Linked DNA regions of Mus musculus: all the other regions are linked to region 1. A link is a loop called in an ENCODE intact Hi-C map of the cell type or tissue named here. Cell type or tissue: heart. All regions are shown on one strand. Each heading gives the region's core, and the rest is flanking DNA. Links, peaks and the distances in the headings are about the cores only. Region 1 holds the start of Brix1 (BRX1, biogenesis of ribosomes). Region 2 overlaps Rai14 (retinoic acid induced 14). Region 3 holds the start of Amacr (alpha-methylacyl-CoA racemase).

Evidence for each region. Peaks named below come from ENCODE experiments on the same cell type or tissue, not always from the same donor. Only the 100,000 strongest peaks of a DNase experiment are listed, where the experiment ranks them.
Region 2: a loop joins it to region 1, with 3 times the contacts of the local background. A loop is called at or near these places in 3 of 42 quality-filtered maps.
Region 3: a loop joins it to region 1, with 2.6 times the contacts of the local background. A loop is called at or near these places in 11 of 42 quality-filtered maps.

Annotation. Positions count from the first base shown.
Region 1 is chr15:10,481,177-10,491,798 of GRCm38, forward strand. Brix1 (BRX1, biogenesis of ribosomes) reads right to left here and starts at 4,761. Exons shown (of 10, transcript NM_026396.3): 1 at 4,559-4,761; 2 at 2,119-2,230; 3 at 540-583. The coding sequence starts at 4,717. Rad1 (RAD1 checkpoint DNA exonuclease) reads left to right here and starts at 4,842. Exons shown (of 6, transcript NM_011232.3): 1 at 4,842-5,088; 2 at 5,277-5,540; 3 at 6,814-6,922; 4 at 9,080-9,338. The coding sequence starts at 5,343. In heart, for the core only: CTCF peaks have their summits at 5,053 and 6,272 (motif pointing right); a DNase peak (open chromatin) is centred at 4,845; H3K4me3 peaks cover 3,038 bases; H3K27ac peaks cover 1,511 bases.
Region 2 is chr15:10,578,935-10,589,556 of GRCm38, forward strand. It overlaps Rai14 (retinoic acid induced 14), which reads right to left. Exons shown (of 18, transcript NM_001166408.1): 11 at 10,325-10,411; 12 at 8,904-8,990; 13 at 4,848-4,902. Among named protein-coding and RNA genes, the nearest start is that of Gm10389, 16 kb to the right of the region's middle. In heart, for the core only: CTCF peaks have their summits at 4,648 and 7,842 (motif pointing left); no DNase peak of the experiment used is centred there.
Region 3 is chr15:10,976,160-10,986,781 of GRCm38, forward strand. C1qtnf3 (C1q and tumor necrosis factor related protein 3) reads left to right here. Exons shown (of 6, transcript NM_030888.4): 6 at 2,357-4,003. The coding sequence ends at 2,516. Amacr (alpha-methylacyl-CoA racemase) reads left to right here and starts at 5,597. Exons shown (of 5, transcript NM_008537.4): 1 at 5,597-5,894; 2 at 7,191-7,334; 3 at 8,527-8,687. The coding sequence starts at 5,651. Gm34315 (a long non-coding RNA gene) reads right to left here and starts at 5,474. Exons shown (of 3, transcript XR_383838.4): 1 at 5,393-5,474. Gm52174 (a long non-coding RNA gene) reads right to left here and starts at 2,360. Exons shown (of 2, transcript XR_003951471.1): 1 at 1,529-2,360; 2 at 1-253. In heart, for the core only: a CTCF peak has its summit at 5,361; a DNase peak (open chromatin) is centred at 5,582; H3K4me3 peaks cover 1,674 bases; H3K27ac peaks cover 1,561 bases.

The DNA.
Region 1 (10,622 bases), core at 1,782-9,781:
ACTGGAAAGTATAATCTCGTTTTGTCCTGCCTCCCTCATTGGTGCTCCCTGATACTGAGGGAATTGTTCTAGTTCTGATCAACACTGTGGCCACAGCTTGTACAATAATGCTGTGTTACAACAACATCTGTGCCAAACGACCCAATAGAAACCTTTCAGTAGCCAAAGAATTACCTTACAACTGTTTAGAAAACTTTGTTTGAGACATAAGCTTAGTATCTTCAACAGTACTTTGAAATTTTAACAACTATTAACTTGTAATATCCAGAGAACAAATTTTTCCTGCACATTTAATGAGAGTACTTTTTTACAACATGGGTTTTCTATAGCTAACATTTTTTGAAATTGTTTTATTTATTTTGGATGATAATCCTTGAGTACCTTCTGTAAGTTTCAAGTAATACTAGTTATCACAGAAGAAAAATAACTGATAAATTAGTGAACTTAATAAAATTGGAATTATTCACAAAGCAATTTTTAAGTTATTAACTTAAGTCATCTTTAGTTGATAAAGTATTTGTAATTAATTTTAAAATTACCTCATTTATCACAAATAATTTATCTTTACGATCCATTTTAGTATCTATAAAGAGAAAAAGAGAAAGCAAGTCAATAACAGATTTCAAGACTACCTGACTTTGACTACATTTGCTATCTAAATAATTTTTTAAAGACTGATCAAACCTAAAAACACTCAACCTCTTCATAACTAAACAAGTGGTAGGCAGATATGCAGTGCACACTTGCCACTGTACGGGGACAGGAACCCAGGGAGGCGAGGCACAAGCCAGGCAAGCATTCCCACAGACCTGCAGCTAAGCCCTCTTTACTTTTGCTTTCCGACTGCTCTCACTAATTTGTTCAGGCTGGCCTTGAACTTTCAAACTTCCAACTTCCAAGTAGTAGGAATTATGGTCCTGTGCCACCTGGCCTGGCTGAAAACTGAAACTTTTTAGTTAAGACTGTCCCTCAGGTAGTTTAGTGTGGCCTCAAAGTGCCTATGGAGATTCAGGATGACCTTCAGGTCCTGATCCTCCTGCCACCATCGCCCATCGATGACATTACAGGGAAGCACCACTATGCCCAGCTCCTGAGACAAAAATGAGACCAACTATGCAGGCCTAGCTAGCCTGAAATTATGCAGACCAAGCTGGCCTTGAACTCAAGAGATCAACCTCCCAAATGCTGGGGCTACAGGTGTGCCACCACACCTGATCAAAACTTAATTTTAACTTATGAAAGTATTATTTTGAATCAAAGCCAATTTTAAAATTGGTTTTGGATAACCATAGAAATGAAACACATCAATGAAAAATTGCAGTTAGTTTCAGGGATTGAAGACAGTACAGGCAACTTTGGCTTGAGAAAGACTAAAGAACTAAGCCATTACATAAAGCACAATCCAAAAACATCTCAGGAAACAGCCACACACAGCAGTGACAGGTGTCTCATCTCAAGAGCAAACACTTTTCACTAGCCTCTAAGACAGAAAGAACACTGTTAAGCCATGGGTGGTGGCACACATACTTTCAGTCCTAGCACTGGGCTGAAGTAAGCAGATCTTTATGAGTTCTAGGCCAGGGAAGCCAAGGCTACATAAAGTGGCCCTGTCATAAAAAAAAAAAAAAAAAAAAAAAAAAATTTAAATGTTCAGAAAGCAATACAGGCCAGTCCTTCCTTAATAGCCTACTCAAAACAGTTTATAAAATGTTACAAATTTTCTTACAATGTGACACCTGAAAGAGTGAACTTTTGAAATGTGTGTGTGTGTGTTTCCATCAGTCCAGAAGTCACCCTGGGGTGTTTTCTTCAGATGTTTTTTGAGACAGGGTCCCTAAACTGGCAGAGAGGTTGCCAACTTGGCAAGACTAGCTTGCCATCAAGCCCCAGGTATTCACCTGTCTCCACCTTCTCAGAGCTGGAGTTATAAATCTGTGCCATCACACCCAGATTCTTTTTGGCAGTTCTGGGGACTAAACTCAGATCTACTTCACTAAGCTGTCCCCGAAACCCTTGTGTTGGGGTTCTTTGCCTGACAAAGCCGAGCAAACAAGTAAGTATGTAATATACGGTAAGCAGGCTTATACACACACAGTTTAAAGCCCGATATTAAAGTACCTGCTTTAGAATGAGGCATCAACATTCTCAAGTCCTGCATTAAGTGTCTTGTTCTGAAATTTATTCCTCTGGAAGAAAAGATGAGGATCCGTTCCTTATTTTTCCATTTGCCCTGAAGAAAAGAAAACCTTAGAGCTTAACATTTTGTGCTGAACATACTTGGTGTGTTTCTGACAGTCGTCAAGTCTCCAATCTCTGGCATCACTGGTATACCTCTATGTAGTCCCAGCTAGGGAGGCTGAAGCAGGAGGAGCACTTGAACCAGGAAACTGAGGCTATCCTGGGAATACAGACAACTGTCCGCAACTGAGAAACATTAAAACAAAACAAAACAAACCACTTTTCAACTGCCCCTCACCACCATAAGGATCTTTTCTTAGCACCCTTTCATTTTTAACTTTTTATTGGTCTCCATTACAGTACCTATGTTCATTTCCAGGTTTTTTTTTTCTGTGTTTGTTTTTTGTTTTGGATTTTTGAGACATGGTTTCTCTGTATAGCCCTGGCTATCCTGGACCTCACTCTGTAGACCAGGCTGGCCTTGAACCCAGAAATCCACCTGCCTCTGCCTCCCGAGTGCTGGGATTAAAGGCGTACGCCATCAGTGCCTGGCTTCATTTCCAGTTTTAACCATGTACAGAAGGGTAAGAAGTCTCTCTAGCTCTAGTAATGCATGCACTAAAGTAAAGCTTCAAGCTCGTCTGTGTAACACAAACCTTTACCAAATTTAAATCTAGCATATTTCCTTACCAACATTCCTTTCTCCTCTCCTGTCCTTCCATCTTTCTGCTACTTCATTTCAGTTCCTCATGCTCTGAAGACCCCTTTACCTCTAGTTTCTCTCTCTCTCTCTCTCTCTCTCTCTCTCTCTCTCTCTCTCTCTCTCTCTCTCTCTCTATTTTTCAAGACAGGGTTTCTCTGTGTAGCCCTGGCTGTCCTGGAACTTGGATTCAGAAATCTGCCTGCCTCTTCCTCCCGAGTGCTGGGATTAAAGGAGTGTGCCACCACGCCCAGCTGTCTCTAGTTTCTTATATAGACATCATAAGCACTACTAAATCGGTACCTCCTTACAACAATTTATAACGCTTACAAGTGTCCTCAAATCCCTGTGACTGATTATCAGCTGCGAAGCTCTTGGATGTCTGGCTTGCCCAGACAGAATCACCGCTGACAGCCAACTAGCCCCAATTTAATCTTGGTTTCCAAACCTCAAAATGTCAAATACCCTCTATACTACATGTTCACTGTTTACACCTCCACTGCCCAACACTGACCCTGCACATTCTCAGCTAACCAGCTGAGTTTAGAATTTCTAAACCCCCATTTAATGCCGTTGATGAATTTTTTCCACCACCCCCCCCCCCTGTCTTTCTAAATACATAAATTTAAGCCTTTCTTTGAAATTCAGCTAAAAGTTACTATTAGGGTGTTTCCTTACCACCCTAATAGTAGTAATTGTCTCATTAATTCCAATTCATATATCATAGTGTGATTCAGATTAGTTCCCTTCATGTTTCATGTCCAGCTCCTAAGAGGGAGCGCACTAACTTTTATTGAAAACCAGCTAATTTTCCTCAAAAGTCACTTTTATCCTTTCAGACAAAGGTACAAGATTTAACTGTTAATTAAAAGTGGGGTACAATGTCCACATTGCCTCACTCAGTACTTGAGTACTACACTAAGCACAAAGGACTAACAAGTCTGAGGCAAGATTTCCTCCATACAGATACCTTCCTTAAGGAGTTTCCAGGTGACTGAAAGTAACTCCAACAAGAACCTGCTGGCCTTTAGAAGAGACACACAGTTTTCTATGAAGCCTTCTTTCCTTCTAAACTCCAATATTTCTGGAGGAACTCTTGTTCATTATTTCCTAGATGCTAAGGCCAGGGAAGCTCATCTTGGTATAAGTGTGTCGCACTGTTTGACACAGTAAAACTAGTGGTCTAGGACCCTTGAGTTAAAAGATCTAACCAAACAAGTCAGAGTCACAGACTCACAGGACTGTAGCTTTAAAGGCTTGGCAAATAAATAAATAAATACATACATACATACATACATACTTCGGTAATCCTATGTGATACGGACCAAAACAGAAGGAATTTATAGTTACACCAAAAAGACTCTGAGAAAAAAAAAAAAAAAAGACAAAGGAAAACCATTACTCTGGGGAGGCGGGGTGGGGGTCAGTAACTGGAAGACAAGGATCCTGGAACTAAACACCCATTAAATCAACTCCCTGTTAACTGGCTTAGGGTCTACGAACTGCTGTCTCCAGGAAGAAGGCCATCTACACGAAAATTAGACATAAACACTGTCCAGTCCCTCCAGGGAACCCTAAGCATAAGATCCTGTCAAGTTTTGACTGGAGTCACTTCGCTGCTTCGGTGGCCCAAAGGTGGGTCAGAGCGCCGACTCCAACTTCGGGAGTCGGGCCTCTTACCTTGCAAACCGGACCTGGAATACGATCTCTATTTTCCTCCTCCGCCTCTTTGGCCACATCGGCCTGCTTAGCTGGCTGCCCGGCATCTTTCGAGCTCCTTTTTGGCTTCTTCGCTTGAACCTCCAAGCCTCCACGCCGCTTTCTCTTGGTCGCCGCCATCTCGCCTCGCCGCGTCGGTCGCTGCCTGCACTTCCGGTTCTGCCGCTCGCTCTGCCTTCCGATCTCTATGGTAGCCCACGTTAGGCTGTGAGTTAAGTCATCCGGCTCCAAGGCGCTCGCTTCCGGTCTCGAGGTAGACTCTCTAGGCACACGGCGGCTCGGTGGTGACGGTGGCCTAGGTGGTTGCGTATCTGAACGGTGGCGGGAGCTGTTTGCCTGGCTTGCTAGCTTTTTGGACGCTCAGGGTGTTCTTGGGGCTGGGGTGGCAGGGGCTTTGAGGGGTCGGACGTCACCCACAGCCTGGCGCCAGGGGCTCCCTTAGTGGCCGCTGTGCGGCGAGCGGGCCGAAGTCGCGTTCTCCTGCAAGCCAGGTTGGTGGCGCTCAGAGGTGCTAAGCAAGCCCGGTTACCCGCGCCTTTTAGAGCTACCCTGTGAACTGCATTCAGTGTAGAATACCGTAGTTTTGAGACATGAAAATAGAATGATCTCGATTTCGGCTCGGGTTGAGGTCGCCAGTCCTGTCCGCACTGATAGCGAGGTTTGTTGTTCCGTGTCTCAGGTTTTCACACATCTTCCGGAAGAGGAGCATCCTTCTTCTCGGAGCCGACGGTACCGTGGACCATCCATGCCTCTCCTAACCCAGTACAATGAAGAGGAGTACGAACAGTACTGCTTAGTGGCCAGCCTTGACAACGTTAGGAATCTCTCCACTGTCTTGAAAGCCATTCATTTCAGAGAACACGCCACGTGTTTTGCTACCAAAAACGGAATCAAGGTTACAGTGGAGAATGCAAAGTGTGTGCAAGCAAATGCCTTTATTCAGGTATGGGGGAGTGAAGACATTTTTAAAGCATTCCCTAATGAATGAATTTGGAAGGACTTAATTCAACAAAACTCAAGTTAGTGAACAAAATGTCGTTACTTTTTTTTCTTTCCTGCCAACAAATACTTTCCCCATCTTGTCTCACACAGATAACGATTACTAGTGATAGTTTATTAATGACTCTTCTCACCATTTTCCTCTTTTAATCTTTACACATATAGACACTTTCTCGTTTGACATAGTGGCACCAGATTTAATTTTCAGTAGTCTTACAACTGATTGAATTAGGGCGAGAACCCTATTTACTCTTTACAGTATTATTGTCATGCACGTTTTAGTTTTTCCTCTTATTGGCTGTAATTTTTCCTCGGAGCATTTTCCCCCGGAGATAGAGTCTAACATGTAACCCTGGTTACCTGGAACTTGGTTTATAGACCAGACTGGCTTCAAGTTCTTGGAGATCCGCCTGCTTCTGCCTTGCCTCTGCCTCCCAAGTGCTGGGATTAAAGGCATGTACCACCACTGCCTGACACTGAATTATCCTATCCTTAAGTGACTTTAGCTTTAAGGGATAGGCACAAGACAGAGTTAGGGCAAGTTCACATAGGTGTTAAATTTAGATACAGAAATGAAGATGAAGAGCCCTTACTAGGGGGTGGTAACTTTGTGGTGTTTGGCTTTTTAATATTTTTAGAAAGGTTTATTTTATGTATGTGAGTACATTGTCTTCAGACAGACCAGAAGAGGGCATCAGAACCCATTACACATAGTGGTGAGCCATGTGGTTGCTGGGAATTGACCTCTACCTCTGGAAGAGCAGTCAGTGCTCTTAACCTCTGAGCCAACCTCCAGCTCCTGGCTTCTTAATTTCGTGTGTATGAGTGTTTTGCCTGCATGAATGTCTCCAAAAGGCGTGTACCTGGTTCCTGCCAAGTTCCTGTGAAGGGGGTGTTGGATCCCCTGAAAATGGTTACAAAAGGATTTTAGTCACCGTGTGGGTGCTGGAAATTAAACCTGTGTCTTCTAGAAGATTAGCAAGTATTCTTAACTGATGAGCCATCACTTAGTGTTCCACGTTTAATGATTAAACCATTCAGTAGTATTCAAGTGGGGAAAGGTTGAAAACTTAGTATGTCTTAGTTGGGAATGAGAAATACTCTCATGGAGTTGGCAGAGTATTGTTACTTTCTAAGCATAAAGTGAAATATAGACGTGTGAATTTTCATTCTTTAATATAATCCACTTTCATGTTTTCATGTTTGCTTTCTCATAGGCTGACGTGTTTCAGGAATTTGTCATTCAGGAAGAATCTGTTACTTTTCGAATTAACTTAACTATCCTTTTAGACTGTTTATCTATTTTTGGATCAAGTCCTACACCAGGTGAACTATTTTACTACTACAACTACTGCTACTACTATTGTTGTGGCATAAAAGTATTTATTATGGTTAAAAAAATAGAAAATACATACAGGAAGGTTTCTAGAATATAAGCTTTTTAATTTTTTTTAATCTTTTTTTTTGGAACAGAGTCTTATGTATCCCAGACTGGCCTTGAGCTCCCTGTGTAGCTGAGGATAACCTGGAATTTATCTTCCTGCCCTTGCCTCAAGTGATGAGATTATAGAGATAGGCAACCATTTATAGTTTTATGTGGTGTTGGGGATTGAAACTGGCACTTCATACGTGTTAGCCAAGCACTCGACTACAGCTGAGCTACGGCCCCAAGCCCAACAGTATTTTGTTAGAAAACTAACTTCTCAGGGAAGGACTAGTGAGGCCCCACCCCTAGTAGAGATGCTTTTGGCAGCTGATGGCAGCTAGGGGAGGGAAAAGTCATTTCTTTGGAACAAGTTGAGGAGTCCTAGGGAGGGAAGTATTAGGCCCTAATAATTAGGGGGTGCATTTGTATATATGAATTAAATTTTTAAAGAATAAAGGGAAACTGATTTCCAATTCATTTTCCTCCTAGTTGTTATAATCATAGGACATAAATATTTAAACTACAAGTTGAATGTTTGTTTTAGTTCTTTACATATTTGTGAAGGTATTTATTCATTTTAGGTCATCCTAATAGGCAAGGTATGTTATTACCTTACCTTCCTTTTTGCTGTGAAAAGAATGACTGACAAAGCAGTTTTAGGGTTTATTAATTAGGCTCACAGTTGGAGTGTGTAGTCCATGTGGCAAGGATGAACCTGGAAGCGAAGCAACAGCACAAGGCGGCTGGTGGCATTGTGTCCACGGGCAGGAAGCAGAGAAGAGCTTAGGTGGCTGTCTTCTTTTTATCCAGTCTAACACAGAAGCTCTTAAAATGGTGCCACCTGCATTTAGGGTGGGGCTCCCACCACCTCATCCTGATCATCAAATCCCTATCACAGACATGCCTAGAGGCTTGTCTCTTAGGTGATGCTAGAGCCGGTCAAGTTGACAATATTCATCATCACACAAGGCTCCAAGATTGTAAGTTTAAGATCAAAAGACTTTAAATTCATGAAATACCTTTAACGTTGTGAAATACGTTTTAATTACATATGTATTCTGACTTACTCAGAACTAACGTCTACTTAGAAGCAGGAGAAGCCAATTTTGCTCACTCTCAGTTGACCATTAATTAGGAAATTCAGTTGCCCTGTATATAAGACTAGAAGAATCCAAGAATTGTTTTATTTCATAGGGAAGTAACTCATGGCTTTGCACTGGCAGGTTCATAATTAAGTTTTGGTTTTTGTAGACAGGGCCTTGAGTGTAACTCAGGTTGGCCTTAAACTTGAGATACTGCTGTCTTAACTTCTGAGTGCTAAGATTACAGTGTACTCTGCCATACCACGTACACTAGATGGCCTGGAACTTGCTGTGACCCTCCTGCCTTTGCCTTCACCATCCTAGGATTGTAACTCTGAGGCATGATCGGTAGCCGGGTCTAATTACACACATGAGTAAAGTATGCAGCCTGACAGAACCTGAGTTTGAGTCCCAGGTCCTGTGGTAGAGAGAGAGAACCAACTCCCAATGGATGTTTTTCTATGACATCCGTGGGCATGCATGGCATGTGTACATTCATACTCCTGACCATGAAACACATACTGTACTCCATATGTTGTTAATTATGAATTCACAAATGCGGTGTTTCCCAGCTTGGTTTTTCCTGAGAACATTTGATTTTTCATACCCGTTACGGCTCTCTAACCAGTAGGAAGGAGCCGAGATATTTTATATTCCTCCTCTGAGGGGATTGAGGTGTTAAGTTATGTCACCATGGCTATCCTCTATTGATCCCAATTTGATTTAAAGTAATACTGTCTCTCAACGGGGGACATTGTATATAAGGAGTGGGAAAATCAGTTCAGCCAGACAGGATTGATTTTCTCCTGTGTCCCAGTTTTCTTGCCATTATTGGAATCAGGTGTCTTTAAGAGGAGACATGCATGCTAGAAGCTTGGCAGATAAATTATTCTTGAGGCAATGTGTGTGTCATTTGGAGGGAACGCTAACCCCAGAGCCATAGAGCTAAGCCCCATGTGCCTTAACTCACTGCAGGGACTTTGACTGCGCTTCGGATGTGTTACCAAGGTTATGGTCACCCACTGATGCTATTTCTAGAAGAAGGAGGAGTGGTGACGGTCTGCAAAATTACCACTCAGGAGCCTGAGGAGACACTGGATTTTGATTTCTGCAGCACCAATGTTATGAATAAAATTATCCTGCAGTCAGAGGGGCTCCGGGAAGCCTTTTCTGAGCTGGACATGACAGGTGATGTCCTACAGATCACTGTGTCTCCTGACAAGCCCTATTTCAGGTACGTCAGTGCGATTACCCTTCATGTGGTCTGGTGTGGATCCAACTCTCCACACAACATTTGCTTGAGTTGCAGGGTTTTTTTTTAACCCATCCTAGAGTTTTCAGAAGCATTTGATTATTCCATAATTTTCCAACCTTGAGATAGGAAACTTAAGCCATAGGAAGGGTAACCCACAAAGCATTTTATAGTTGGAAGCCGATTCTCATAATCTACAAACTAGTGGTATTTTAGTTGCTGATTGTGATGTAGATGAGGTTACATCTTGAGGGAATTTAAACCGCTTGTCTGTATTACGTGGTATCTGTTTTTCCTTACAGTAGTTCAGGATACAAAAGGAAGGAGATATTGCTGATAGCTTTTTTTACGTAGTAGCTGTTGGTGACCTAAGGCACATGCCCACCTTAGACTGGTGAAGGAAAGTGTGACTCAGCAGAGAGCACACAATGGCAAACTAGTCAGAATGAGGAGAGCACTCATAGGTTCTTGGGAAACAGTTCTCGAGGACTCAGAGTATTGGACGAGGTGCACCTCACTGGGTCAGGCATTTTTCAGCAAAAACTGTTCTGATAGGATATTTCGTCCCAGCAAAATTTCTGAGTTTTTTTTTTTCAAAATTAGAATAATTTTATAGAACTTAAAATTTTTGAAGAAGTGCAGAGAATATAAATTGTGGATTTTTGTTTTGTTTTGTTTTTGACTTAGGAACAATTACAGGAAACTCTTTCTTGTGATTAGTCAGATAAGATTTTCACTTATGATATACCAAAAATTAACCAAAATGTAAACCACTAACACCCCAGTTAATCCTTTAAAACAAGTTACCTAGATGGGTCTTGTATCCCATTTCTAGAATGGGAAACAGTTTGATGTGTGAAAGTGGTTGTGAGTTATTTTTCTGGCTATGTTAACATTTAAAGTTCCTAAGGTACTGGTGGGGTGGTTGCATATGTGGCTGTGGTACTGAGGGAATCAGCCTAGGCTAGAAATGGAGGTCTGGGGACAGTCATCCCTTCATGATACGGAAGCATAAGGAACTCAGAAGTTACATTAGAGAAGGGAATATAGACTGACAGGGAGCATGGAGGATAGACCCCGAGGCTCGGGAAGATCTACAGGATCTATAGATCTATAGGACTAGTGACTGTGTTTGTCAGCATGCTTCTCCCATAGCAAATGCTTAGGCAGCTCTTAGAGACTAAACTCACAATTGTATACATTTGCTGACAGTACAAAGTTGGAAAGACCATGAACCTTCTAAGATCAGTCTAACATAGAGAAACG
Region 2 (10,622 bases), core at 1,325-9,324, 97 kb after region 1:
AAATGTCTGCCCCGAATCTGCCTTTTCAAGTTCATGACTTTACAAAACCTTTCCTGGATTTCCATTCTCCTCCTATTCACAGTCTGTGCTGTGCTCTGTAAAGACTTGCAACACACGTTTCTTTCACTGTTCACTGACAAAGGCTTCAGGACGCTGGTCAAGCTCTACTAAGAAGCATTCGCCAACCAGCCTAGCGTGGAATGATCGCTCCTTATCATACTAAATTTACCATTCTTGGCAAGCCACAATTGTTAAGTGTACTAATTATAATCAGCACACCAAAGCAACATCAAAGAACCCTGAGCAGAGTTCTCACTGGGACAAGGAGGACTACTGGGTGCTCAGTGACCCAAGGGACTTTCCTCAGAATGCCTGCCACAGTGCATTTGGAAAGTTTCCTAGGACAAAAATATCTACCTGATGAAGCTGTGTGTACTGGCCCAGCTGTGTTACTTCCTGACGGCAGCTCCTTTAACAATGATCATTGGCCACAGGTGACAGACCACACTCTGCACACAGCAGATGGCTTTTTATGCGTTTCATTTTTACCACAGCCACTTGATGCAGACAGGAAAAGTCTCAGTTTGGATGGATACAAAGTAAAGCTGTATCTGACGATAAGGTGCTATTCTCATGTCTGATACTAGGTGATGCTCTCTGAGTCCCTCTCTTCTCATGTCTGATACTAGGTGATGCTCTCTGAGTCCCTCAATTCTCATGTCTGGTACTAGGTGATGCTCTCTGAGTCCCTCTCTTCTCATGTCTGATACTAGGTGATGCTCTCTGAGTCCCTCTCTTCTCATGTCTGGTACTAGGTGATGCTCTCTGAGTCCCTCTCTTCTCATGTCTGGTACTAGGTGATGCTCTCTGAGTCCCTCTCTTCTCATGTCTGGTACTAGGTGATGCTCTCTGAGTCCCTCTCTTCTCATGTCTGATACTAGGTGATGCTCTCTGAGTCCCTCTCTTCTCATGTCTGGTACTAGGTGATGCTCTCTGAGTCCCTCTCTTCTCATGTCTGGTACTAGGTGATGCTCTCTGAGTCCCTCTCTTCTCATGTCTGATACTAGGTGATGCTCTCTGAGTCCCTCTATTCTCATGTCTGATACTAGGTGATGCTCTCTGAGTCCCTCAATTCTCATGTCTGGTACTAGGTGATGCTCTCTGAGTCCCTCAATTCTCATGTCTGGTACTAGGTGATGCTCTCTGAGTCCCTCTCTTCTCATGTCTGGTACTAGGAGATGCTCTCTGAGTCCCTCTCTTCTCATGTCTGATACTAGGTGATGCTCTCTGAGTCCCTCTCTTCTCATGTCTGGTACTAGGTGATGCTCTCTGAGTCCCTCTCTTCTCATGTCTGATACTAGGTGATGCTCTCTGAGTCCCTCTCTTCTCATGTCTGATACTAGGTGATGCTCTCTGAGTCCCTCTCTTCTCATGTCTGATACTAGGTGATGCTCTCTGAGTCCCTCTCTTCTCATGTCTGATACTAGGTGATGCTCTCTGAGTCCCTCTCTTCTCATGTCTGATACTAGGTGATGCTCTCTGAGTCCCTCTCTTCTCATGTCTGGTACTAGGTGATGCTCTCTGAGTCCCTCTCTTCTCATGTCTGATACTAGGTGATGCTCTCTGAGTCCCTCAATTCTCATGTCTGATACTAGGTGATGCTCTCTGAGTCCCTCTCTTCTCATGTCTGATACTAGGTGATGCTCTCTGAGTCCCTCTCTTCTCATGTCTGATACTAGGTGATGCTCTCTGAGTCCCTCTCTTCTCATGTCTGGTACTAGGTGATGCTCTCTGAGTCCCTCTCTTCTCATGTCTGATACTAGGTGATGCTCTCTGAGTCCCTCTCTTCTCATGTCTGATACTAGGTGATGCTCTCTGAGTCCCTCTCTTCTCATGTCTGGTACTAGGTGATGCTCTCTGAGTCCCTCTCTTCTCATGTCTGGTACTAGGTGATGCTCTCTGAGTCCCTCTCTTCTCATGTCTGATACTAGGTGATGCTCTCTGAGTCCCTCTCTTCTCATGTCTGATACTAGGTGATGCTCTCTGAGTCCCTCTCTTCTCATGTCTGATACTAGGTGATGCTCTCTGAGTCCCTCTCTTCTCATGTCTGATACTAGGTGATGCTCTCTGAGTCCCTCTCTTCTCATGTCTGGTACTAGGTGATGCTCTCTGAGTCCCTCTCTTCTCATGTCTGATACTAGGTGATGCTCTCTGAGTCCCTCTCTTCTCATGTCTGATACTAGGTGATGCTCTCTGAGTCCCTCTCTTCTCATGTCTGATACTAGGTGATGCTCTCTGAGTCCCTCTCTTCTCATGTCTGATACTAGGTGATGCTCTCTGAGTCCCTCTCTTCTCATGTCTGATACTAGGTGATGCTCTCTGAGTCCCTCTCTTCTCATGTCTGATACTAGGTGATGCTCTCTGAGTCCCTCTCTTCTCATGTCTGATACTAGGTGATGCTCTCTGAGTCCCTCTCTTCTCATGTCTGATACTAGGTGATGCTCTCTGAGTCCCTCTCTTCTCATGTCTGATACTAGGTGATGCTCTCTGAGTCCCTCTCTTCTCATGTCTGATACTAGGTGATGCTCTCTGAGTCCCTCTCTTCTCATGTCTGATACTAGGTGATGCTCTCTGAGTCCCTCTCTTCTCATGTCTGATACTAGGTGATGCTCTCTGAGTCCCTCTCTTCTCATGTCTGATACTAGGTGATGCTCTCTGAGTCCCTCTCTTCTCATGTCTGATACTAGGTGATGCTCTCTGAGTCCCTCTCTTCTCATGTCTGATACTAGGTGATGCTCTCTGAGTCCCTCTCTTCTCATGTCTGATACTAGGTGATGCTCTCTGAGTCCCTCAATTCTCATGTCTGATACTAGGTGATGCTCTCTGAGTCCCTCTCTTCTCATGTCTGATACTAGGTGATGCTCTCTGAGTCCCTCTCTTCTCATGTCTGATACTAGGAGATGCTCTCTGAGTCCCTCTCTTCTCATGTCTGGTACTAGGTGATGCTCTCTGAGTCCCTCTCTTCTCATGTCTGGTACTAGGTGATGCTCTCTGAGTCCCTCTCTTCTCATGTCTGATACTAGGTGATGCTCTCTGAGTTCCTCTCTTCTCATGTCTGATACTAGGTGATGCTCTCTGAGTCCCTCTCTTCTCATGTCTGATACTAGGTGATGCTCTCTGAGTCCCTCTCTTCTCATGTCTGATACTAGGTGATGCTCTCTGAGTCCCTCTCTTCTCATGTCTGATACTAGGTGATGCTCTCTGAGTCCCTCTCTTCTCATGTCTGGTACTAGGTGATGCTCTCTGAGTCCCTCTCTTCTCATGTCTGATACTAGGTGATGCTCTCTGAGTCCCTCTCTTCTCATGTCTGGTACTAGGTGATGCTCTCTGAGTCCCTCTGACATGAAGTCTGGGGGTGGGGGTGGGGTCTTCATTTTGGGGGAGATGAACTAACATAATGAGAGCCTGAGAACAATCCTAAGCAACTGAAATTGAAGTTTCTTCTACAATATAATAGATTCTTTTAAAAGTATCCAATGGAACATTTACTCAGTTACATTAATTAAGATTTGGAAAATTTAACTTTTTTTTAAAAATGTATTTAGTGTATGAGTATTCTGCTGCATATAAATCTGCAGGCCAGAAGAAGGCATCAGATCCCCTTACAGATGGTTGTGAGCCACCGTGTGGGAATTGAACTCAGGACTTCTGAAAGAACAGCCAGTACTCTAACTGTTGAACCATCTCACCAGCCCCAGAAAATTAAATTTCTAAAGTCCACAAATCCACACATTTATAGAACATACACTATAAGAAAGTGAATGTTGGAGAAAAGGGGACCTTGGAAATCCTATAGACTCATTTCAATAGAATTCTAAAGATATATTCTTTGCAACACAGTGGGTATAGGTATCTATCTGCATCTCCTTTAAAAGGGACTTCTTCATTTTTTTTTTTTTTTGTTTTTCTTTTTGAGAGAGGGTTTTACTATACAGCACAGGCTAGCCTCAGAATTGGGGTCCTAGGACAGATCTTTAAAAGGCACAATTGGACTAGAATGTAAATAAATAAGATGATTTTAAAAAAAGGCACCACTGACTAGCCCCTGTGTTGGTGAAGCCATTGCGACTGCATTTGACTTACTGGCACTTTCTTTACCTAAATGTACTTAGAGCCCACGGTGGGAATTAAAGTTAGCTAGTGGGAGCAGCAGGGCTATAGAGTCCCCTCTGTCTTGGTGATATACCTTGCTGCTTGGGTACAATGAGAGTGAGATGCTATAAGCCTGAGACCTGTGGCCTGCACCCCCAAACTGTAAATGCATAAGATGAAATACACAGGCTATAGCAATCTGATAGCTTATTTTTGACACACTAAATAACTAAGACTGAAAACAGGTCCAACAACTGCTGTGCATTTAGTGGGAGGTACAGTAACTGGTATCTGAACTTGTCTACAATCGTAAGGTGACAGGAAATTCTGAGTCCTCCGGGCACTGCTGCTACTCTGCCAACACTATTTACTGCCGCATTCTTAATTAGAGAAAATACTAATGGGAAGTGAGAACTGAAGATGGAATTTTTTTTTACACTCAAACTTAGTTCTTTAACATATAAACCCCTCCTAGTGGAGAAAGCACGCCTGTGCACTGCTGGCTTAGTTCTTTAACATATAAACCCCTCCTAGTGGAGAAAGCACGCCTGTGCGCTGCTGGCAGTCCTGGGACAGGCATGAGCTGGTTCTCATGACCTTACACAGAGGGCTTGACTGGACGCTGCTCTCCTTATGTAAACATGTAAGAAATTAAATGTGGTCAAAGGCAGGAAAGGCGATTTTCCTGTTCATACCTGCAGTACTGTCGCTCAGCCTGTCTTTGTTTTCTTGTATGGAGCTGATCTCAGCCTGTGTGTAGAAACACAAATGACAGTTAAGGAATTTTCCTGAATATCGTGCTCATTACACTTAAGTGTCACACTGACTACTCTCCTTGAGTCTGACCGCAGAAAGAAGGTCTCCTGGGAATCCACTAGTAAAATGATAGAAAATGTCACAACAGGAAAACAGGCAGTTAAAATATATGCAAATAAAAGAAAATACATGCAAGTAAGAGACAATTACTTATAAAAGTATAGTTTTGAAAATTTCAGAAATTGCAGAGGATATACTCTCAGAATATTTTTTTAGAAATTGTAGTTATATTTTAAATTATAGTTTATATAGCAGCCTTTTTTCTGGACTTTATCCTAAAACCTGAGATAGCAGAGTTTTGTTTTTTTTTTTTTTATAATATAGTTAAATAGAACTAGTATTTATGTGTGTCATGAATTGACTAATTAAGTATATTAAACATGATTTTTTTTACATCTATTACTTGTTAAATTTTCTGCTATTAATCCGTTTAAAGGACATAGTAATACGTAAGAGCTGTCTGGGAGGAAAACATTTTGTAAGGGAATAAAAATTTTCATGGTCTTGGACTGATGGTTAATGCCCTTAAGACTTTGTTTGTCCTTAAACTTTGTTAAATTACTGCAAGGTTCCTTGAACTCACTCAATACAACACCTTGCCAGAAATCCCTGTACTTCATCTAGGTGAGCTACAGTGTCAGGAACATACGGAGTTGGTCACTGGTAGCACAGTGGCTTATTTTTGACACTTGATAAAAGATGGCTGTCCCGCCCTTTTCTCTTCAGCTGTAAAAGATACGAACGGTGGCAAACTGCCTCAAATGACAGTTGACAATTTCATGAGATTATAGCAAATGATTATAGCACAGATAGCAGCACCATGGCAACCACAGATTTCCATCAGTCATCCCCAAGGTTTCCTTCTCACAGCCAATCCTTGCCTGCTCTGTCCCCAGGCGGCCAGGACTCCCCGATTTTCATTTTCTACAATGGACTGCCACACAGTAAGGGTATATGTGTAGCTGGTTTTTATTGTTATTATTGTTATTATTATTATTATTGACGGCTTTCTATGTCTGGTGCTGTTTATATGCCACACAGCTCATCCCTTCTGCACGTCATCATTGAGTGATACGCTTTCACACAGATATATCGTATTATCTGCATCCACTCAGTACTGATGGCAATTCAGCTTAGGCTACTGTGAATAAGACAGGGACATTTAAGTATCCAATTCTGTATGGACATTTTTTTTTCCTTTTGTTGGGAAAACACACAGGGCTGGATCATAGAGTAGGCACATGTTTAACTTGTAAAGGAATTGTGAAACATACAAAATAGCTAACATTTTACAATCCCACCTGGAGAAAACGACAGATGTACTTCGACTATATTGCATGCTCATCAACCTTTGGTCTCAGCCATTCTAAATTGGCACTTAAAGAAATCTTGCTTTGCTTTGTGTTGTTTAGGAGCCAGAGCCCACCTTACTGTTGAGAGTTACAATTCACGGTATTGCTGGCTGCAATGCATTGTGTCTCTCCAGCCACAATCTTACTAGATGACGTCAGAACGCTAATACAGGACCATGATTCCCTTGTGTTGCCTATATGAGTGTTCATCTCAAAAGTCTACTGATACGGCCTAAAGTAAAGGAAGTGGCAGTGTGCGGGAGTGGGCCTCAGAATTCACCTTTAATAAGTCCGAGTTGGAGGATGTAAATACACAACCAGCTACACAGGAGGGATTCGTTTAACAGTTAGAAATTTCCCCTGTCCAACTACAACATCCCAGGGATGCCTAGGTAAACAGTCATTATAACCGAGGTCCCCCCTCTTCTTTAAAATACTTTCTAAATACATACTTTACAGAATTGGTAGAATAAGGCCTAATGGACTTTCTAAAATAGATTAATACTGCTTTTATAGTCAGGAAAAGAATTTGTGCAGCCATGAGAAAAGCTTTGTTGTTGTTTTGGTTGGAAATGTCAACTCGGTTTGGTAAGATCAGTTCTAGGTGAGCTATTGTTGAGCTATGGAATGGTTTTTAATGACTGTGTTTTTAATTATGCATGTGAGGGAGACCAGCAGTGGGTGTCAGACCCTCTGGATGGAGTCAAAGGCAGCCGTGAGCTGTCTGCTGTGGGTGCCTGACTGGAACTGGGGTCTCATGCAAGAGCAACACACATTCTTGACACTGAGCCGTCTCTTTTCAGACCTTTTCCTTTCTGAAAAAAATACACCTCACACCTGGAAAACTTTAGATTTGTAAAGCAGTTATGAAACATTACCCTGTGTCTGCTAACATTAACGTCTGTGTTCATAATACATTTGCCAAAAATGGACACCTCAGCACAATGGATGATTGCTAACTAACTTACAACAGTGTGTGTCCAGATTACAGCACTCTCCCACTGGTAGCCTTTTTATATTCACACCAGGGGCACGGTCTGGGCTCTTCTACACATTAACACTGAGCCAAGTGCCTCACTTTACAAAGCTCAGGCTAGCCATGAACTTGCTATCTCCTGGGTTAGCACTGGACTTTTGATCTTTGTGCTTCCGCTTCCTTAGCTGGATATTTCCAGTGTGTGCACTACCACATCTGTCTCTATCCTAGTGTCCAATACAGGATACTGTATTTCATGTAGAGAATCCGTAAAAAAAAAAAAAAATACAGCTGCCATTTTATAAATAATCTATACTCCAGAATAAGGGAGATGAGTGTTACCAACCAGAAGTAGGTAAATTGTACCACCTTCAGTTTTTAAGAATTTTAATTTTGGCTGGACTAATGGTTCAGAGGTTAAGGGTAGTGGCTGCTCTACCAGAGGAACCTGGGTTCAATTCCTAGCACTCACATGCTGTTATCATAACTGACTATGTGACTCCAATCCCAGGGAATACAACGCCCTCTTCAGGCCTCAGAGGGAACTGCATGCACAAGAGAGCAAACTTATTATTAAAACACTCGATGTACTTAAAGTAAAAATTAAAATTTCTAAAATTAACAATACATTTTATTTATGAATTTTGCATATATTTATTGTGTACATAGTGATGTCTTGATTTATATGATGAAGAATGACTAAATTGTGAGAGTTAACATTGCTTCAAGTTTTTGTTTTGTTTTGTAGTTAAAATTGGGCTGGAGAGATGGCTCAGTGGTTAAGAATATTGACTGTTCTTCCAGAGGTCTTAAGTTCAATTCCCAGCACCCACATGGTGGCTCACAAACCATCTGTAATGGGATCCGATGTCCTCTTCTGGTGTGTGTGAAGACAGCTACAGTGTACTCATATACATAAAATAAATAAATCTTTTAAATAAATTACCAAAACGTCCTCTCACTAATGATTATTTCTGTGTCTACATGCACGTGTGAACACACTGTATGTGTGTGCATATGGACCCATGCTTCCATGGGTGAGTGTGGAGGTCAGAGGGCAACCTTGGGTGTTCCTTCCTCTCTATTAGCAACACAGCCTCTCACCCTAAGAACGACAGGAGTGTCAACCCAGGAATAACTGAACACAGGTTTATGTGGATTCTGGAGATGTGACCTCAGCTCTTCATTCAGCAAGTATATCCACTGAGTCATCTTCCTAGCCCTTGACGATTTTAAAGAAGACGACACACTATGAATGGTAGTCACTGTGTTATCGAATAGAGTGCTTAGGTCCTTTTTCCTTCAACATCTTCCCAGATTCCTCACTCTTTTCAACTCCAAGAAAAACCCTCTGTTACTATGACCTCAAGATTTTATATAAATGGCATTTACCTCTTATTTAAAAATTATCAGTAAATATGATTTATTTTTCTAATCTTGTTTCATGGTATCCTCGCTAGAAAAAATAATCAAGGGGCTCTTCATGGTGAAATGTCATGACACAGTGATTCAGAGGTATAATACGGTTTGCACAGTGTTGTATAAATTAAAGCAAGGCCATCGGTATCATAAATACGCCAAGAAACCCCAACACGAAAAGGGGATACCTTAAAGGGCGCTTCAGCAAAAAATACTGACTCCTTTCCTGAAAGTGGTGTAGATGTTATTGATCGTGGGGAGGACACATCACTCAACTGAAAAAGAAAAAGAAAACCACTAATAAAGGGGGGGTCTTCCAAGCCTTGTCTTCCCTGGTGCTGAACAATCCATGCTGTAATCCCTATGGCTAAGCCTAACAGGAGGCTTGTAGAGTTTCAGGGGTAAACTCTCAAGGCATTCTAGTAAAGGTGTCAAGTCAAGGAATTCTGAAAGCTGTCAGAGCATTAACTAGGTAGCATTAATCTATTACCTAACACCAGCTTCTAAAATCTACAAAGTTCTACTGTGGGTTGAGAGCAGTATTAACAAACATGCCAGCATATTTACAAGGACCTACCAGATTCGACAGTCCTCTCCACTATCTGAATATGGATTATCTTCTTTATATCCTATGCTGTCTTAGCAGTAAAACCTATCCTGTTTCTACCTGACATTTCATTGCTGCTGTTGTTGTTCTTGCTCGCCTGACTTATTATTATGAACTCAGAAGGAAAAAAAACCCCTTTAAATATTAGCCACTCATAAATATAATAAGAAAGTCAAATATATTATATCCACATTTTAAGAAACTAAAATTCATTATCAATATCTTAACTAAGCTGTTCATATAAGGAACTAACAACATTTGAGATTATCTTGGAGAAAGAACTCTGTCATAAAATTGGAAGAAATTTCCTTGAGGTTTTATATACATATATATTTTTTCTAATTTTAAGATAGACAAAACCTACAATATTCCAGATTAATAACTGACACTGTCATTTGTGCTCCCCCCGCCCCGTGTGTGTGTGAGCGTGAGTGTGTGTGAGTGTGTGTAAGTGTATGAGTGTGTGAATGTGTGTATATGTGTGTGTGTATGTATGTATGTATGTATATGTGTGTATGTGTGTGTGTGTGAATGTGTGTGTATGTGTGTGTGTATGTGTGTGTGTGTATGTGTATATGTGTGTGTGAATATGTGTATGAATGTGTGTGTGTATGTGTGTGTGTGTATGTGTGTGTGAATGTGTGTGTATGTGTATGTGAGAGTGTGTGTGTGTATGTGTGTGAGAGTGTGTGTGTATGTATGTGTGTATGTATGTGTGTGTGAGTGTGTATGTATGTGTGTGTGTGTGAGAGAGTGTGTGTGTGTGTGTGTGTGCATATGGTGCTCTTCTGGAGACTGAACCTAGGGTTATACACACATAGGTAGGAATGCTATCACTATGCTACATACCCAGCTTGAAATGTAAAACTACTAAGGAAGATTTAGAAGATGTGTTTAGGGTTCACTAATACAACAACCCTTTGGACCTACACACAGACCGACGGCTCTGGGATTGGCTTATTTACTTATTCATTCGTTCATTCGCTTGCTTTTGCTTTTTACCTGGGTAGGACTGATAGGAGGTGGTGGAGCTTTGCGCTTTTTTGGAGTTCCACTTCGTTCTGAGCTTATTTTAGAGACTTGGTCATGCTGAAAGTTATCACAGTCCAGAGAACGGAGGTGGGTTAGTTATGTTAGTAAAGTCTGAGCGAGTAGCCGCAGCCGACGCATGAGCATCACCTGACAGTTACACAGTCAACGTCATCCAGCTCTGAAACACACCGGCCACAGCACAACACCTAACATGCATACGCATGCGCTAGCTTTCAGCAACCCATGCTTCCATGGCAATATTAAAAAA
Region 3 (10,622 bases), core at 1,630-9,629, 490 kb after region 1:
CTACTTACTCCAGCTAGGCTCTTCCTTTTAGGGATTCCACAACACCCCCAAAACATTCCATCAGCTGGGAACCAAGTGTTCAAACACACGAGCTTGTTAGGGACATTTTCTATCAAAACCATAACAAGGAGAGAATGGATTCTGGTGACCATCAAGCCCTCTCCAGGCCCTTGATTTTCAAATAGCCATCCAGTTCTTCCTTCTTCCTATCCCGGGGCACACTTCTCTGTCTTGGTCTCCGTGGGAGATGGTCCTAAACCAGTTCAAAGTTAGAAGTCAGAGATGAATAGTCCTTTTCATACAGAAACCCCTCAGCTGGGTTTCTCTCTGGCTTCTGATTCTATCCTTTGTGGATAGTTTTCCTTTATTTTTCTCCATGGTCACATCCAAAGTGGCTTGGTAAGTTTTAGGTTTTTTTTTTTTTTTTTTTTTTTTTTTTTCTTCTTCAGGTTCCACCTCCTGCTGGTGTAGCTCTGAGAACTAAGGCAAAAGTCCCAAGTCTTTCTTACAAGACCGGGTCTCTGGCAGTAGTTTCCTTAGACACAGACACATAAGACTTTTGCTGCTTGCTCCCAGTCAGTAACATATGTTAGTGAATCATATCTAGTACACTTTTGGACAATTTTTAGCCTATTACTCTTGTGACCCATTGTTTGCCCTTTTCTAAATATAGTTACTATTTATTACCAAAGACATTTTAAATTAGTAATTTGGTTAGAAAGGCAATATTCTCTATTTATGAGATACATAGAGTATGACTCTGAATGAAAGTTTCTACCAGCAAAATATTGGTGCGGTAAATCTCTCAATCCCAAATATGCCTTGGCAATGAAAACACGACTCAATTAATATGAATACATGCTGTGTGCCTAGATTGGGCAGATCTACCGCTACGCTACCATCTTCCACATTATGAGACCCCTTACAACTTGTGGTTTCTCCAGGCCATGTGGTTCTGCTCTGCTTTTCTTCTTCTTCTGTATCCTCTCCCTCCTCCATTTTCTCCTTCTTCTCTCTCCACTTTCTGCTCCACCTTCCCTTTTATCTGCCCAGTCATCAGCTCTCCTTTATTTTACAAATTAAGGTGGGTAGCAGGTTTACAGGAAATCATCAGAGTACTGACTCATTCATTGTTCAAAGCCACTCACAGGAGAATGGAATTAACATCAAATGTAATTAGCCCCAGGGCTATCCACAACAAAACAACAGCTCTATCCCTGCTCTTCTGGGTATAAAAGTGCTTGGTTTTATTGTTCAGCCTTGTTAGGGCCCTGTTTGTTTAGAGTCTTACTCTCAAGCATGTTGTTATTCTCTAAAATCATCTGTGAAAAGCTGCAAGGAGTATTTGCCTCTTTTGAATCCTTTGTCTTAGGTGGTATGTGTATACCAGGTGGTCTGTGTTACTATGCTCTTTCTCAATGTCTTCTAAGCGTGACATGATGTCTTAGTTACTGTTCTATTTCTGTGAAGAGACACCATGACCAGGACAACTTATACAACAAAGCATTTAGTTGGAGGCCTTCCATACCATTTCAAAGGCTAAGTCCATGAAGATCATGGTGGGGAGCGTGGCAGCAGGCAGACAAGCATGGCACTGAAGGAGTGGTTGAGAGCCAACATCATCCTGTCCACAAGTTTGCAGGAGGAGAGAGAATGAGACTGATATGGGCTTTAGAAACCTCAAAGCCATCCCTCCATTACACATCTCCAACAAGGCCGTATCTCTGAAGCAGTCAATCAACTGGGAGTAGGCATTCAAATATATGAACCTGTGGAGGCCATTCTCATCCAAGCTACCACACACCAGTCTTTCTCTTCCTAGCTCACAATGTTTAATTCCACATTGCCTCCAGTCTGGCTGTTAGCAAGTGTAATATATTTTCACTTTAGCTGTTGACAGTCTCTTTGTTGAATATCAGATTCCAGACTAACAAGAAGGAAATAAATCATTATAATGAAGACTCTATGTAAAGGGTCAAGGATAATATAGTAGAGCTTTCCTTCTTCCTCATCTAACAGTCCAGAGAGGCTTGGTAAGATAATCCTGTATATATGTTCCTAGTCTGAGCAGGGGTAAGAGAGCTCTCTGCTACATCTTTAAGAACCCAGATGTTTAGGAATGGCTTTCAAGGCCATCATAGTAATTGCTGTTGATCATCTAGAGGCAAGGGAAAGGAAAGAAGGAGGTAGGTTTTAATAGACAGTTCTAGAAGTGTTTCATGCTATTTCCACTTTCATGTCATTTAAGTAACACATAGCCTCAACTAAAGCATAGGTGAAGATATGGACAGAATATACTGAAGACCCGGGTTTACACTGCAAAGATTAACTAGTGTGTTCCTCTTTTTCTTCCCAGCTATGAAACAAAGGGAAAATCAGATACATCCAGCAACCATGCAGTGCTGAAGTTGGCCAAAGGAGATGAAGTCTGGCTAAGAATGGGCAACGGTGCCCTCCACGGGGACCACCAGCGCTTCTCCACCTTCGCAGGCTTTCTGCTCTTTGAAACTAAGTGACAAGGAAGACAGGATATCTCCACTTTGGGGGCAATTTATAGCTGAGCTAGGGTTGTTAGGATATGAAGGATGTTGAAGTCGGGGGTTCTTTATGGAGCATTTAAGTGTTGCATTGGTCACACTGCTACTCATTCTAATGGCATACCAATAATGTTGGATGCTTCAGGGGCTCACTGCTACTCATTCTAATGGCATACCAATAATGTTGGATGCTTCAGGGGCTCACTGCTACTCATTCTAATGGCATACCAATAATGTTGGATGCTTCAGGGGCTAAGAATAGACCACAAGGTAATCTTTCCAGATGACCTTGGGAAATACTCAGCATTTTCATCACTCTTCTCTACATGTCTAAAGGGATTGCCACCTGATACAGGCTGGAAAAAAAGCACTCACCTCAAAGGATGCATTTGCATAGAGTTTTGGTGCTCTGTTTAAATGTAATATTGGCTTTCGAGTCAACCAAGTTTTCAGCTCATTGTTCATAATATTTCAGAGACTAGCCTGATTATGATGGGGCAAAAATAAGCCCACTTACTAGACTCTACATAGGAAAAACACTTCTGAAGTCTAAACTGGGAAATAGCATTTGGTTTAGTGGGTTTTATTCTTATACTCATTAATAAAATACATTTAGTCATTTCAGGTAACCTTCAGATAGGGCAATTATTTACAATGCTCACAAATAATTGGCTCCTCTTTTAAAACAAACAAACAACCCCATGTAGATAATATTGAGTTCTACTGGCTTAGACTTGCAGATATAAACTTTTCTCCCATCTGGCTTGCCACATCTTCTCTTTGCCATTGCATTCCTGGGGCTGTGGTAGAGCTCTCTTGACTCTGTACAACAAGCTGAGGTAAGATGAGGCTGATATAGTACAGAAGTTATCACATTTTTTTTAATTTGGGAATTATACCCAAATTTTTATATACACCGTGTTATATTGAATGGTCTGTAAACTTAATTAAATACAGGCAGACAAATGGATGCAAAGTAAAGTGTATTCCATTTATGAGATCCATAACAACATGTCTTAAATGTTTTCAATAAAAATGATATTATTTTCTCTATTATCATACTTGACTAATGTTCACAAATCAACTTTAATATGCCACAGTGTTATAGAAGGTGCTAGATGGTTTTTGCCTAGCTTTCCCCATCCCAGAATCTATAAAGAAAAAGGATTAAATTTGCCACCAAAACACCATTATGCTACCTGCTATAAGTTGACACAGATAGTAACATAATTTGGGGGCTGGAGAAGCGGTTCTGCGGTTAAGAACACTGGCTGTTTCCCAGAGGACTGACTTTTGCTGCCCAGCGTTCACGTGTCACCTTACAGCCATCTTGCCCTCAGATACAACACCCTCTTCTGGCCTCTGCAGGCACCAGGCATGCCTACACTGCACAGACACACATGCAGGCAAAAAACTCGTACCAATTACAAAATAAAATTTAAAAATTTAAAGCTTCTTACTTATTTAATCTTTTTGCTTTAGGAGGTTTTTTGTTTGCGTCTATATATTTTGTTATTGTTGTTGTCATTGTTGTTGTTGCTATTGATTTGGAACAGGGTCTCATGTAGCCCAGGCTAGCTTTGAAATTGCTGTATAGCCAAGGATGACCTGGGATTCCTGATGGCTCTTCTTCCACCCTCCAAGGGCTGGGATAACAGTTGTGTGCCACATGCCAAAAATTCCAGGCTTTATTACAAATAATGCACCATGAATATCCCTCATTTTAAAAATATCTGGACACAATTGCCTATGCATAATTCATATGATTGTTCCCCTGATTAGCTTTTAGAAGAGAATTTTGGCCAGAGAAAAGATCTGCAGTGTTGAGATCTCCTATCACACAGTCTGCTTTGCGGGGGGCTTCTGGATAACTCACTACTCTGGGAGGATTTGTAAAACATTATGCTGGCTAAGACTTGTGATTCATGTGTACATGATCCTGTATGTAAGCTTAAGTCATTCAAGCCACATCTGTACCACTGTTTTTTTGTTTTTGTTTGTTTTTTTTTTTTCAGAAAAATAGAAAGGCAGCAACCCTGATAAAATGTTAATGTCTCCATGTGGAAGTCAGCCATACCTTTCCATGAGATTTTTCCATTCCAGTTTATCAAAATGCAAAGGAAATAATAGGACAGAACAAGGCTGGAGCAAGGGTAGGCACTTGAGACAGCATCAGACAAGCAGAGAGCATTAGGGACCATGTGGAAGTTGTCTGCCTTTACCACGAGGCTGCTCATTCTGAGAGAGCACAGACCCCTTTCCCTGAAATATCTTAAAACTCAGTAGCTGGTTAAAAGTGTTTTGGCTACAACTATGTAGCATTTCGCCTTTGCTTTTATTATCTTCCTCACTTGTTAAGAATGGGTATGGGAGATTTCTAGCATTCAAGTCTGGCTCTATTCAGTTTCCTAGAGCTGCATCTGGCTACCTGCAAGCTCCCCCCATTACTAAGGGAAAAAGGACCTGTAAATGAGGATGGAATATTTGTGATTATTTTGTTGCATTTTAAAGGCTGAAAAAAGTTTCTAACTCAAAATTGTAACTGTCCGTAAAACTGACAGCTGACAAACCAAACTGACTTCTAAAACTCTCCCATTTAACCTGAGATGAATAATTCTGATATCCCAGACTCTTCTAAATGCTGGGATTATCCGCGTGCACAACACCGGCGTTTTAAGCGGTGCTGGACTCCGCGCACGGATTTAGCAACTGGTCTACACCCCTGGCCCTATGGGCATCTAGGAGAGGTTTCAAACAGTTGCAGGATGACAACTAGTTTTCAGGGCGGCGAGGGAGACACCCAGTGGTTGCCTTCTTACATTGATCTAAGGAGTTGAGTGCCTTTAATCACTTACTGGGGGGTGAGGGTAGCGATTCAGGTGGCTCGATGAAAGTGTCCGAAGAGGACTCGCACAACATGGGGTCAAGGACACAACTCATGACCTAAACCAAAGTTGAGCAGCTAAACCAACTGATCCAATGCTAGGGTGGGCAGGAAGTGCGCAAGCGCGCAGCCTTCCCGGACGGGGCGGGGCGAGGCGGGGTGCAGGGGGCGGGGCAGATAAACTGTGGCTCGGGCGCCGAGCCGCTCCGCTCTCACCCTAAGGCTGGCCATGGTGCTGCGTGGCGTCAGGGTTGTGGAGCTGGCAGGCCTGGCCCCGGGGCCGTTCTGCGGAATGGTCCTGGCGGACTTCGGCGCCGAGGTGGTGCGCGTGAACCGGCTGGGCTCCACGGGCGAGAATTTTCTGGCCCGAGGCAAGCGCTCGCTAGCGCTGGACCTGAAGCGCTCTCAGGGAGTCACGGTGTTGCGGCGCATGTGCGCACGCGCGGACGTGTTGCTGGAGCCCTTCCGCTGCGGTGAGCCCTGCGGTGCTGCGAGATGACATTCCCTCCTGCCCGATTTCTCCCAGCTTCTCTGACTCCTTCTTAAGACTTTTAATTTGCTTGATTCCCCCCCCCCCAGATTTGCCTTTATTATTTGGAGGTATTGAACCGTACGAGAATCTAGTGCAAGAGATAGACTGAAAAGCTTCACATAGGAATAGAGTCATTGACCCTTTGATATGTGATATACCCATGCTCTAAAGCCATTCACAGACCATGGTTAACCTTTCTCTAATTGCTGGTATTTCCAAGTTCCAGCTTCAAGATCACCTCATTTACTTTGGGCCATATGAAAACATTGTTTTAGTGCTCTGTAGACAAACGACCAATTTGTTAACAGTATCAGTTTTGAGCACTTGCATGCTTGGTGGCATGCACCTCCATCCGACTGTACATTGGTATTTGCAACTGTCACAAACCCTGAACCAAATCTGAAGGCATTCCTTCTGTATTAGCTCAGAGAATCCATTCCAACCAGCCCCTTACTAATATTGCCTGGTAGATACCAGGACGACAGTAAATTTGACAATAAGTGGGACGGGAGTGGGTGTCTAGGCATATTTATATTTAACTCTTTTAGTTCTCACAAGCATATCTGAGGACAGTACTGTAACATTTAAGATTATGTCACAATGTAAAAATGCTCCAATTGAAGATGAGGGTGGGTCAGTGTGATTAGTTTCTTCAGTTGACTCTTAATTCTGACAACTTTCACCAAAATCACAACAAACACTGTTAGTATCACTTGCAAGAGTGTGTTTTTGGTTTGCCCCGTAAAAGGAATTATTCCCATCTTTGATTCGTGCTCTCTTTAAAAACAAAACTGATAGGTTAGGGTTATTTTTCTGCGTGTGAAACGAGCCAGTTCAAGCCAGATTAGATTATATTAAAGGCAGGTTTATTGGGAAGCTCCTCTCTAGCAGTTCACTGGCCCTAAGGACCAGGGAAGTGTCCATGGGGAAAGGAAGGATAGGGAAGGAGAGAGAAAGAAAGGTCATAGGGGGGGGGGGAGGAAGAGGAAGAGGAGGAATGGGGAGCTTAAAATGTCTGGATTGTATAGAGAAGAGCCTCTTGGGGAAGAGCAGCCCAGGTCTGGGATGGAAAGTTCAGGGTTGGGGGCTGGAGCATATGCCAGGAAGGAACTGAGGGGTGCTGCGAGGAGGACCTGGAGCCAGGTCTATTTTGATATGTGATATATGCACCTCAGTCCTTGTCCCAGGAGCAAACAAAAACAACAACCACAAAACAATTGATTGCTTTCCTCTAAAGGTGTCATGGAGAAACTCCAGCTTGGGCCAGAGACTCTACTGCAGGACAATCCAAAGCTCATCTATGCCAGGCTGAGCGGATTTGGCCAATCGGGAATTTTCTCCAAAGTAGCTGGCCATGACATCAACTATTTGGCTTTATCAGGTAGGTTTGAAAGGCTTTTCTAAAATAATTTGAACTGGCTCCAAAATCAGGAAGTACAGTTACATTGCTTAACAAGGGTTTTTTAAACATTTAATTATTTTTCATTATGTGTGTATGTGGTTATATGCATGTGAGTATGTATGCTGGTGAGAGGGTCCTGGATCACCTGGAGCAGGACCATGGTAGGTTGCAAACCCTTCTAGGTGGGTGCTGGGAATCGAACTTGGGTCCTCTGGAAGAACAGTACATATTCTCAACCACTGAGCTCTCTTTCTAGCCCCAGCCTTGATTAACACGAATTTAAAAATGTGAAGATGTTAATGCATCTGGCAGAGAGAACGTGGTTGTTAAAACGGGTTGATTTGCTAGAACTGCTGTCCTTAAGCTCTGTCCCCACCCTAACCCATTTGAGGGCTAATAATCAGTAGTAGCACTGGTTTCCTACAATTGGGAAGTCAGTTTTAAGGAAGCCCCGACTAGGAGTGAGAGGCAAGGTAATATGATGGCTGGTCACTCTACTTAGTGGGAAAGTTGATTCAGTTTGATTCTGACATTCCTTCACCACGAATCACTTGGAGCCATCATTCCAGACATCTGTGAACCCGGCTCAAAGCCCATGGTTTTCAGGTCTCGCTATCACTTCGTTAGAATCTGCATCCGTGAGGACGGGTTTTCAAATAGCCTGGCTCTATTATGTATAAGAACTGCATGTTACTGATGAAAGCAAATCTACTCTCTGTAAGAAGATATTGAAAGGTTGAATATAAACCTTCCTGACTGTCCAAAGTATAAAATGGGCTTTCCACATATTTTCAAAACTTAATTCCTGTTCCTTTTTGGGTATGATTATATTCTTATATCTCTTTTTAATAAAATTCAAAATGAATTATACTGTTTTAGAGCCAGGAAAAAATGGGTAGTAATATGTCTTCTTTAAAACTTAGTTAGTGAAGACTTTAATAAAATATTGAAAATGTCGGTTGGGATGGTTTTTTAAAATCTTTTTGTTTGTTTGTTTGCTTGCTTGCTTTTATGTAAGAGGACGCTTTGTAAGTGGACTCAGTGGATTCATAGTTTGAAGAGCATTGTGCACCGTTTTCACTTAGGGCAGTGACTATAAAAATCGGCTGTCCTGCTAAGGTATTCTTGTGTTCACTTAAAAGGGGCGTTCAATTTGTTGTCCATGGTGCAGGCGTTCTGTCAAAGATTGGCAGAAGCGGTGAGAACCCCTACCCACCGCTGAATCTCCTGGCTGACTTTGGCGGTGGAGGCCTCATGTGCACACTGGGCATTGTGCTGGCTCTCTTTGAACGCACACGCTCTGGCCGAGGGCAGGTCATCGATTCAAGCATGGTGAGTATCAGTTGGGGGCAGAGCGGGATGCTAGGTTTGCCATTTGTGCCTCAGTATCACGTGTGACTGCCTCAAATCTTTCTGAGTGAGAGAGACTGGGTCTTTCTGGGTAGGTCTGGCTGTCCTGGACCTCAGGAAGCCCCCCCTCCCTCTGCTTCCTGAATGTAGGGATTAAAGATAAATGCCAACATGTCTGGCAAGAGGTCCTTTGCTTTAAAATAGCCTCACCCTTTTGTATGCATCAGAATGCCATATTGAAGCCACCTATGGGGTGCTTTAAACCTTATTTATTTAGTGTGAGTGTGTAAGAATGTATCTGGAGGTCAGAGGACAAGGTTGGAGAGTCAGTATCCTCCTTTACCTATGGCTTCTGGGGAACTCAGGTTGTCAATCATGGCTGCAGGCATCTCCAGTAAGCCATCTCTAGCAGCATGCTCTAAACTTGTAACAACTCGCCTGATTCCTGTGTTGTATTTCAATGTTTTTCTCCAAGTTATCTTTTATGATTAAACTAGAGCTACCAAGTAACGATCCTTCAAAACTGAGTTTCAGCAGTGGTTTGCAGCCAGTGGAGCAGGTTCTTAGAGATGCTAAGGAAGGCGGGCCTTCCTGTCCCGACCTCTTGCTGCCTTTCTTAGGAGATGCTTCAGTTTCACGTTTCTCTGTGTGAACACTCATTTCCTCCAGCTGAGTCCTTTCTCTGTGTGATCTCTATCTTCAGCCTGGGTGAATATATAGTTTCCTCAGCTTCTGGCACGGGTATGATTCAAGGTTCCCATTGGATGCATGAAACTGAAGATAACTCTAAACTTAATGTTATTTCATTTTACCCAGACATACCTACATACACAGTGTATAAATTAGACACAGTAAGAGATTAACAATACTAAAAACAGAACAGTATAAAATATGTACTAATAAAGTTTACTTACAGAGTTCCCTAGTTAATATTTTCAGATGGCTGTTAATCTAAACTGTAGCTATTGGAAGTGAGGGGGCGCGTAAAAGGAGAGAGCTGTACTTTGTTCTGAAGCAGGGACACTTCCCTGAGGTCTCACAGATCCTGGTAAGGGTAAAGTCCAGAGCTCGCTCATGCAGTCATGCTGAGAGATCTTTGGAAGGCAAACAGAAAATGGATTTGAGGGAGGCGAGAGACTAGAACCAGAGAGACCAGTTAACTGGGGGTTTACTGAGCAAATGAGGGAGGGCGCGTGCTGAAGCAGTTAATGTCAGAGTCAGACTGGATTAAAGAATGCTGGGTGCAAAATTGCTGCAGAGGGTTGCAGTGGGGAAAGAAGAAAGAAGTGAGGACAGAGGCAGATTTCTAGCTTGTAAGCTAAGGGGTGGTATCACCAGCTCCCAGGGGCAGGCTGATGAGGGAAGAGACCGCCAGCTGTGTGCAATTGACAGCTCCCTTCTTTCCTCCTCCCTCTGCACTTTACCAGCTCTGTCATCTCCGGGGTTACTCTACAACCTCGTCAGATTTGTAAAATGAATACTAGGCCAATGTGTCAGAATGGTTAGGGAATGTAATTAGTCTGTCACTGTGTAGTGAGTGTGCTCTGACTTCACTCTGTGAGGGTCTGTGATTGTGGGGTTTCTTTTCCCAGAGTAAAAGGAAGGTAGTTTTGTTCACCTCAAGTTTGAAGTAGCTTTTCCGTACCCTGAGGGAATAAGTAAGTAGGAGCCAGGGGACAGCTCTTGCAGTCATTTGGGAATAAGCTGGGAGCCAGGGGAGCATCTGTGGTTCCCTGAAGAGGTGACAGAATGCTAATGTGTAGCACTGAGTAGGAAAAGAGCAGCATGGGGGAAGATCAGTAAGCCTGGAACAAGAAGGGAGGGTCACCATGGAAACCAAGGTAACAAAGTTTCAAGAGACACTTTTTTTTTTTTTTTCTAGACTATGTTTCTCTGTGTAGCCCTGGCTGTCCTGAA